Linked DNA regions of Homo sapiens: region 1 is linked to region 2. Evidence: chromatin contacts called from ENCODE Hi-C or POLR2A ChIA-PET data. All regions are on one chromosome and are shown on one strand. The core of a region is the stretch at or near the end of the contact, and the rest is flanking DNA. Distances in the headings are between cores, read along the strand shown.

What was found. Hi-C counts contacts between places; a loop is a spot of excess contacts on that map. ChIA-PET counts read pairs that join two places held with the same protein, here RNA polymerase II (POLR2A). Pooled maps may share reads with other maps.
Region 1: a pooled map shows a loop between it and region 2 (7-fold over the local background). The contact joins the promoter of CFAP20 here to the enhancer-like site in region 2. A Hi-C loop is called at or near these places in 1 of 37 single-sample maps with no recorded cell type and 2 of 50 pooled maps. POLR2A ChIA-PET finds 5 or more read pairs at or near these places in 1 of 52 experiments (T-cell).

The regions. Positions count from the first base shown.
Region 1 is chr16:58,126,975-58,131,107 of GRCh38, forward strand. CFAP20 (cilia and flagella associated protein 20) reads right to left here and starts at 2,407. Exons shown (of 6, transcript NM_013242.3): 1 at 2,058-2,407. The coding sequence starts at 2,141. LOC101927556 (a long non-coding RNA gene) reads left to right here and starts at 1,910. Exons shown (of 4, transcript NR_188516.1): 1 at 1,910-2,689. RefSeq lists silencers at 68-137, 1,932-2,071, 3,194-3,431 and enhancers at 1,671-2,592, 2,132-2,301, 2,593-3,513.
Region 2 is chr16:53,091,196-53,095,937 of GRCh38, forward strand. The region is part of intron 1 of CHD9 (chromodomain helicase DNA binding protein 9); the gene reads left to right. Among named protein-coding and RNA genes, the nearest start is that of CHD9, 39 kb to the left of the region's middle. RefSeq lists an enhancer at 144-829. Within about 2 kb of position 2,921, at least 32 of the 41 ENCODE cell types and tissues checked have a DNase peak (open chromatin) inside an H3K27ac peak, as active enhancers do.

The sequences.
Region 1 (4,133 bases), core at 1,157-3,656, 5.0 Mb after region 2:
ACACAAAATTAGCTTTTACCGTTGTGAAGATTTTGCTTGAAATGAGTGTTCTAAAGGTTTTGCCAAAATGTCTGTTTAATTTACTCCAAGTAACCATGCCAATCGATTTAACAATGTTTTCACACGTGTTTATGTCATTAGGGTACCATCCGACCTCTAGTGGCGTTGTTAAGGGACACAGTGCACCATGGTTACTATGCTTTTATATTCTTGGGTAAACATGTTGACTATTCAAAAAGCCTCATTTGAAAAATAAAACACAGCACACAAGATCAAGCCCAGAAGGGTTAAAATGGAAAACTGATACAAGTTTCGTAACAGAAATTCTGAGGCCTCCCTACTACTGGAATTCTTTCAGCTTTAGTAAGTTCTCTATCTGCTCTGAAAACCTCTCCTCCTAGGTCAAGTCCCATTCTCGATTTCAATTGCCTTATACTGACACTTTGTTACAATTCAGTTTCCAAATTCCACTGGCACAGAGGGCCCCCCTCTCTTCATGCCTTCTGACAGCCCATAACTGAGTCAAGTGACAGCTGGGAAGCCAACCTCCTTACGGAGTTCCCAGGCACCCTGGGCTCTCTTTGTACAGATGCAATTTACAGTTTACAATGCTTTATTCCATTGTGAAAAAATACATGAAACTAAAAACCTCAGTAACGCAGCAACGTTAAGGAACTGCTTTCCTGTACTCTGGCACTAGCTCTAGCTTGTGGATAGAATCATCTGAAAGAGAAGAGATGGGCAGATTTTACATACACAAAGGCCCAACTTCATTATATTCAGATTTTTCAACTATCTTATGAAAGTAACACTATGGACACACCATCCTAAAAGCTGCCCTCAGAACGCAGAGTTCCCTAGTGGTGACAGGCAGAAAGCTGCTCATGTTCTCTCCCAACTTTATGTGGCCCTCATAAAGAGCTCTCATGTGTGGATAAGGGAATACAGAGACGTGTTCCAAGATAAAATTCAAAATTCTTGGCTTCATTACCAATAAATCCTACTGAGATTATTCCACATGCATCTCTCTAAAAAGCAGCATTCGGCATACCCACACTCGCCATTCTCCCAGAGAGCAGTACTAAGAATATGACTTAAATTTCACATTGGAGTGCCTCCCGTAACTTATATTCAAGAAATAGTACAGCTGATTGCCTGGGAATTTGCATGAAGAACGAAATACCAAAGTAATAAAATGCAGACCAATTCATAGACAGCTAGATCTTTCTTCACATCTGCAAAAAACAGATTCATCATCTCGTGGGGCCAAACACATATCATCTAGTGGATGCCTGAATAAAGATGAGGCCTGTACTTGGCTCTGAGTTTATTAATCCAAACAAGACTTTGACTGTCAGCATTCTGCAGTTTTCCTGATGGAGAAATCAGGCACCGAGGGCATAGTACAGGCAAGTCACAGTGAGTGTGGAGCAGGTGCCAAGGGCCACTGAATTCTGACTTATTTGGGATCAGTGGGAGGAAGGGAGCAAATGAATGCAATTTAAACATCACTGGCTTGGCCGGAGTCTTTCTGTCTGCTCCTCTGTAAGGGTGCCTGAACAAAGGCTCTGTGTCTAGTGCCCAGCACCGTGCCTGGCACAAAAACGGATATCAGTAAATATTTGGAATTCGTGAATAGCAGGTCCTTTCATCTTTACATCCCCAAAGCTCCTTCAAATAAGTTCGTGCATTTCATGCTACGAGATGGGCACCATCAACCCCATTATATTGGTGGGGAAACAGTGGCTCAAAAGAATGGACTGACCGACCAAGTCAAGACAGCAGCGAGGGTCGCGGTCCTAACCACACCACAGCTGCAGGACACTTAGATCTCAGCCACGCCCACCCACATGCACCGCCCCCCCCCCACCTCCTCCGCTGCTTACACGACGCCCCCACCTCGCGCCCCAGTCCCGCCAGGCTGGGGACAAGGCACAGCAGCGTCCTCTCGGCCTCTCCCAGGCCCCAATTCGACACAACCATTCCCCGTCCCCAGCCCCCGGACGAGGAGGGGGTGCAGCCCCTCCACCCCGCCCCGTCGCCGCCCCTAGCCCGACCTTTTTGTCCCAGATTTGCAGAGGCTTGCTGCCGATGCTGTAGAGGATGGAGAGGAAGCCGCTCTGGAACGTGTTTTTGAACATCTCGCCGGCGGCCTTCTCCTAAGCCGCCCCCGGAGCCGACCTAGGCCCCGGAGTAGATACAGGCACCGAGCGTCGAGGGCACAGCAGCAGGCCGGCCCTGTTCCGAAGAAGGGTGGTTGAGCTCCTGGCCTCCGGATCTGCAGCCACTGATGGCCGGACTCGGACGCGGCAACGCTAAGTCCGCGATCTTCAGCTCCTAAGCTGCGAGCTCAGAACGGAAACCACAGCAACTACCGTCCGCGCCGCGGTATTTCCCCGCCTTCAATGGAGGCGGAGGGCCGCCCGTTGCTTAAAATGAATCCCTCCGCCCATCTGAGCCCGCCCCCCGGGAGCGCGGGGCCCAATCCCGTTACAAGGACCACGGACTTCCGTTTCGTTCCGCCTGTAAGTCCCGCCTGGTCCCGCCTCCTCCTGAAAAGAGCTCAGTTGTCAAGGAACTATTTTTCTTGCCGTCGTCCCAGAGATGCCTTTGGAAAAGCGGAAGGGCACGGAGGGTTCTGGAGTTCGTTGCTGGCACCTGCGTGGTGTCATGAGAACGTGGCGGGGCGGTGAGTGACGTGAGGGGGCGTGACGGCCAGGCCGGGAGTAGTTGCCCGCGCGGGAGAACAGGGGCTGCGCAGGGAAAGCGGCTTTGAAAAAGAGCTTCTTGGCGTCGGGCGGACGCCCAACACATGCTTGTCGGCCAAGTACAGGATAAGGTTAAAGGGAACTAACCAATATTCAGCACTAACTGTGATAAGCGCCTAATATACATCCCTGCCTGTCATTATTCACATTGTGGCATGCAGTCAAAGCGACACTCTGAGGAAAATGTATCGCCTTAAATACATTGATTAGAAAATAAGAAAGCCCGAACATGATTAGGCCGGGCGCGGTGGCTCACGGCCGAAATCCCAGCACCTTGGGAGGCCGAGGCAGGCGGATCGCTTGAGTCCAGGAGTTCAAGACCAGCCTGGGCAAAAAAGCGAGACCCTTCCTCTACAAAAAAATACAAAAATCAGCCGGGCGTGGTGGCGCGCGCCTGTAATCCCAGCTACTTGGGGGGCTGAGGTGGGATGATCCCTTGAGCCCGGGAGGAGGAGACTGCAGTGAGCCGAGACCACGCCACTGCACTCCAGCCTGGGCGACAGAGCGAAACCCGGTCTCAAATAAATAAATAATCCTGAACATTAAGATAAAGGCAGACATTCATAAACAAAATTAAGAAAGTTGAGTTGAACCAACAGCTGATTTTTATTTTATTATTTATTTGTTTATTTATTTTTGAGACAGGATCTCGCTCTGTCACCTAGGCTGGAGTGCAGTGGCGCGATCATGGCTCACTGCAGCCTCGACCTCCCCTGCTCAGCCTATCCTTCCACCCAGTCTCCAGAGTAGCTGACTACAAGCGTGGGCCACCATGCCTGCGTTAATTTTTTGTTTTTGTAGAGACAGGGTTGCACTGTGTTGCTCAGGCTGGTCTCAAACTCAGGCTGGTCTACACTCCAGCCTGGGCAACACAGTCTCTGAAAAATAAAAATAAAAATTAATACGGCTGGGCGCGGTGGCTCACGCCTGCAATCCCAGCACTTTGGGAGGCTGAGGCAGGTGGATCACGAGGTCAAGAGATCGAGACCATTCTGGCTAACACGGTGAAACCCCGTCTCTACTAAAAATACAAAAAATTAGCCGGGCGTGGTGGCGGGCACCTGTAGTCCTAGCTACTCGGGAGGCTGAGGCAGGAGAATGGCGTGAACCCATGAGGCAGAGCTGGCAGTGAGCTGAGATCACGCCACTGCACTCCAGCCTGGGTGACAGTGAGACTCCGTCTCAAAATAAATAAATTAATAAATTAATTAATACCTAGAATATTTTAGAAAACATAAAGTAAGCTACATTTTGAGTGTAAAGGGAAATCTCAAATGTTGACATAGTCACTGAGCATCTACCTAAATATTGTATTTTTTGCCTAGGCCTGTGCTGGGTGGTATGGCTGATAGAAAAGGAGTCTGT
Region 2 (4,742 bases), core at 1,671-4,170:
GGAAAGGCCTTCTCCAGCATTCCCCATCCAGTGGTTGGCTGACAGCATAGAACTGAGCTGCCAAGAACGCTGGAGTCAGACAGAACTGAGTTCAAATCCCCGGGTGACCTTGGGCAAGCTGCTCTCTCTGCTTCAGTTTCCTCATCTGTAAAAAATGTGACAGTAACAGGATCTGCCTCCTGGGATGATTGTGAGGATTCAGGGAGATACTAACTGTGATGTCCTCACCCCTACATCTGGCAGGTGGGAAGTGCTTAAGAAATGGTGGCCCTGGAGCCAGGGATCCCCTGCCTTCCCATGGGTGTACTCACAGGGAGGAGGCGAACGCCGTCTCCTTTTGCTCATCCCACCTCCCAAATTAGACCCCTGCCGTAGTTACTCTGACATGACCAAACTGGTTTGGTTTCCTGCAAACTCCTTTTGGACAAGGACTCTGTCTCATTTGTCTTATAACTCCCATGCCTAGTGTGGTCCTGGCACTTACACAGCACTAAATGTTTGGAATAAATAAGTGGAGGATAAAGGAGCAAACGAGTGCCTGGTGGGCAGCATCTGTTCAAGGACTGTTTTCTGAACTCCAGGCAGTTATTTCTGTCCCTTCCATTTTCCCTCTCTCCTTCCTCCCTCCCTCCCTTCCTTCTCTCCTTCCTTCCTTTTGACCTTCCTCTTCAGACCTCCTTTCCTTCTTGCTAAATGGAAAGAGCTTCCTCCTTTCCTTTTCTTGTAATATCCAAGCTGCAAGAGCATCCCTTGAGAGCCCTTCACCCAGCCGAGAGCAGCGATTCCTCTTTCAAATTGAGTCTGTCCCCTGACTCATTCATTAAAATGCATAGGGCATGTGACCAAACTGCATAATGAGTCTCTCATGAGGAAGGCTTGGAGGCAGGGAGATGCTGCCAACTGCAAAGGCAAATACTTCCCCCCCAGCTGTGGATCAGGCTCATTGGCTGTCATACCCTGGGAAGGCTGGGGGCTGCAGTTCATCTCCAGTAAATCAGCCAAGCCCTGGAGAGCTGCAGCCTGGCGCAGGCTGTACGGTCTTGGAAGCTGTGTTGCTTTGGAGAATCCAACCCATGACTTTTCTCAACCTTCTTCCACCCATTTCTAGTTTTTCATTTATTTAAATATACTTTTAACTCCATAGGTGATATGCAAATACATGCTTATCATAAAATATGCAAACATAAAAGAAAACCCCCTTTGATAATGTCTCTGTACTGCTACCTCTCTCGGAGACAAACAACTGTTGTCACTCAGCTCTTTACCTTCCAGGGCCCTTGGGCTGCTGGGTGACAGATGTCCCATGAAGGTGATTTGGGAGCCCAAACACCCTTTTGCCCTCCTGAAGTCCTAGGCCAGTTCTCAGTAAAAACAGTCAACATTCATCTTAAGTGCCTTCTCAGCTCCCTCCCTAGCAAACTCTGTGTCTGTTACGTGTAACCCCTACCCACCCTAAATCCCATCCCTGCAAAAGAACCCCACTCTCCACACTTAGGAAGCAAACAGATAAACTAGATTATTTCCTCATTGGAAATTTAGATTTGACTTTTCCAGAGGCACCTGCACCTTTATTATTATTTATTTATTTATTTATTTATTTAGAGAAAGGATCTCACTTTGTCATCCAGGCTGGAGTGCAGTGGTGTGACCAAGGCTCCCTGCAGCCTCAATCTCTCAACCTTAAGTGATCCTCCCATTTCAGCCTCTCGAATAGCTGGGACTACAGGCGTGCACCACCACACCCAGCTAATTTTTGCATTCTTTGTAAAAATGGGGTCTCACTATGTCGCCAGGGCTGGTCTCAAACTCCTGAGCGCAAGCCATCCTCCTGCCTTTGCCTCCCAAAGTGTTGGGATTACAGGCATGAGCCATTATGCCCTGCTGCATCTGCACTTTAATATTGGATTCTTGAAGAGTGAGAAAGATATCAAAATTCAGTGACTCTCATCATTGCCTCTCAGGCACTAGGGCCACCCCTATGTTCCATTTTTAGGTGGTGAGCCTCTCTGAATCTGCAAATTCATATCACTTTGGTCACAACCTATTCAGCTAGCTATGTGGCCTTAGGAAAATCACTGACTTCTCTGAATCGCATTAACTCATCTGCAGAATGTGAATAACAATAGTACCCCCATTTATTGGGTTGTTGTAAAGCTTAGATGGGATTATCTATTACAGCCCTAAGCACTATGCGTGGCACATAGCCAAGATGCAATTAATGTTAGGGATTATCATCATCATCATTATTTTTACTCTAATCTGTCATAACCCAATTCGCTCATTCAAGAACTATTTATTGAGCACCTGCTATGTGCCAGGCATTGTCCTTGACCCTGAGAGTAGGGCAGTGAAGGAGTCATACAAGGTTCCTGCCTTCTAGGGGCTTACATTCTAGTACAAATGTACCACACCTTTCTGTTTGATAAGCACTTTCTTCCCCATTGTGTCATGTTGTTCTCACTAATGCCTTTCAATCAGGCAAAGGCGGTATGATTGTCCGCATTGTACAGATAGAAAGCTGAGGCTTAGAGAATTAAGCTAACAGAGATAGCTAGAAAGTGGCCAGGTACAACTTGATCTAGGGTCCTCCTGGCTCGTTTCTGTGCTCTCTCATGATGGACACTGATGATTGTTTTGGGGTGAGGGGCATGGAAGCAGCTCTCAGAGCCTTGAGAGCTCTGACCCACCAGCAGAAGCACAAAAGAGAACCAGGGACTGGCTTTGGTTCGATTGCGAGTGTCCCAGTTAGTTCTGTCCATGAAGTCTGTCAATGACTGGGCCTAACAATGTGTGCCTCTGCCCGGTGTCAGCCTTGGGGGCCTGGAGGAGACTTTATCTTAAGGAAAAAGTGCTTGCTTCAGCACATGGCCAGTGGGGCCTGGCTGTGACAGCAGGCAGCTCTGCTGTGGCAGCTCAGCTGTCTGAGAGCACTTCCCCTTGGGTTCCCCGCAGAGCAGGAGAGAAGGTGTCTAGGCCTATGGGCTTGGTGACCAAACTGCATGGTTTCTGGTAGTGTGCCTGGAACTCCTGCTGTGCAAGATTTCCTATATACACCCAGCATCCGCCTAGTCTGGGCTGGGCGGGGCAGGGCTGATCCTGTCTGAGAACACAGGAACTGGAAGTCTGTACCGGGGCAGGTGGCAGGGGCAGGCCTGGCAAAGACCCAGGGAGAGGACACCAAGGGCCAGCCACCGCACAGAGAGACCAGTGACTGAACATGGCTGGGCCGGGGTGTTTCCCAGCCCCGTCACAGTGAAAACTCACCCGTACCCGGTGACCCCAGGTGACAATTCTGAACCTGCAACAGCAGTGCATAACTGATAGTGTCACCTCTGCCTAATCCTCCTGGAAACACACACACACCCTGCTTTATTTCCCGTCTCTCAACACCCTTCCTTATGGGTACTTCATACCAGTCCCAAGAGCAGGCTTTTGTTTACTTTTTCTTTTTTTTTTTTTTTTGAGATGGAGTCTTCCTCTGTCGCCCAGGCTGGAGTGCAATGGTGTGATCTTGGCTCACTGAAACCTCTGCCTCCCGGGTTCAAGTGATTCTCCTCCCCCAGCCTCCTGAGTAGCTGGAATTACAGGCATGCACCACCACACCCCACTAATTTTGTATTTTTAGTAGATACAGGGTTTCGCCACGTTGGTCAGGTTGGTTTTGAACTCCTGACCTCAGGTGATCTGCCCGCCTCAGTCTCCCAAAGTGCTGGGATTACAGGCGTGAGCCACCGCGCCCGGCCTTGTTTTCCTTTTTACTGAATTTAAGTGCTTAGGGTTATTCACAATATTTGACTCATGACATTCTTTCATCTTCAGTTGGACCTTGTGCAACCTGCATCTGGTAATTTGTTATTTATCTGTTTGTGTATTTCCTTATAATACAGTCACTCCACTGCACGTTCTTCCCCTGTGTCCTCCCTTCCTATTACTTTGCCTTCCCCACCCTATTCTGAATATTGAGTTCATCATTCCTTTGCTCCTCTAAAAACTAATGCTTTTTCAAATATTTTTCTAAAAGCCATATTGTTTAGATTTGTTGTTTTTTCTTGTGTAAAGGAATATCCTGGCTAGGCGCAGTGGTTCATACCTATAATATCAGCACTTTGGGAGGGGGAGGCAGGAGGATCACTTGAAGCCAGGAGTTCAAGACCAGCCTGGGCAACACAGCAAGACCCTGTCTCTACAAAAAAATTTTTAAAATGTAGCTGGGCGTGGTGGTGTGTGCCTGTAGTCCCAGCTACTTGGGAGGCTGAGGCAGGAGGATTGCTTGAGCCCAGGAGATTGAGGCTGCAGTGAGCCATGATAGTGCCACTGCACTCCAACTTGGGCAACAGAGCAAGACCCTGTCTCTAAAAAAAAAAATTAAAATTAAAACAAAAAAGAATATCCTGCTATATGCAGCTTTCTTGGGTATACTTTTTTCTCATAATATTATGTGGCTAAAACTCACCCATAGCGTAGCATTCAGCTACGGTCCACTTGTTGTCCCTGCTCTATTGCAGTTCTCCCTAGTATGTTCCATGGGAATTTACTGAATCTCCTGTTAGTGGACATTTGGGTTGTTACCAGCTTTCCATGACTTTGAACACGCTAAGCTGATCATTTTTGTCTGTGTCTCCAGGGAAACAATGTGAATTTATCAATTTACAATCCCAGTAACAACAAACATATAAATATCCAATTGATCTGTGTTCTTTCCAACAATTTGGTATTATCAAGCTTCTTAATTTTTTCCAACT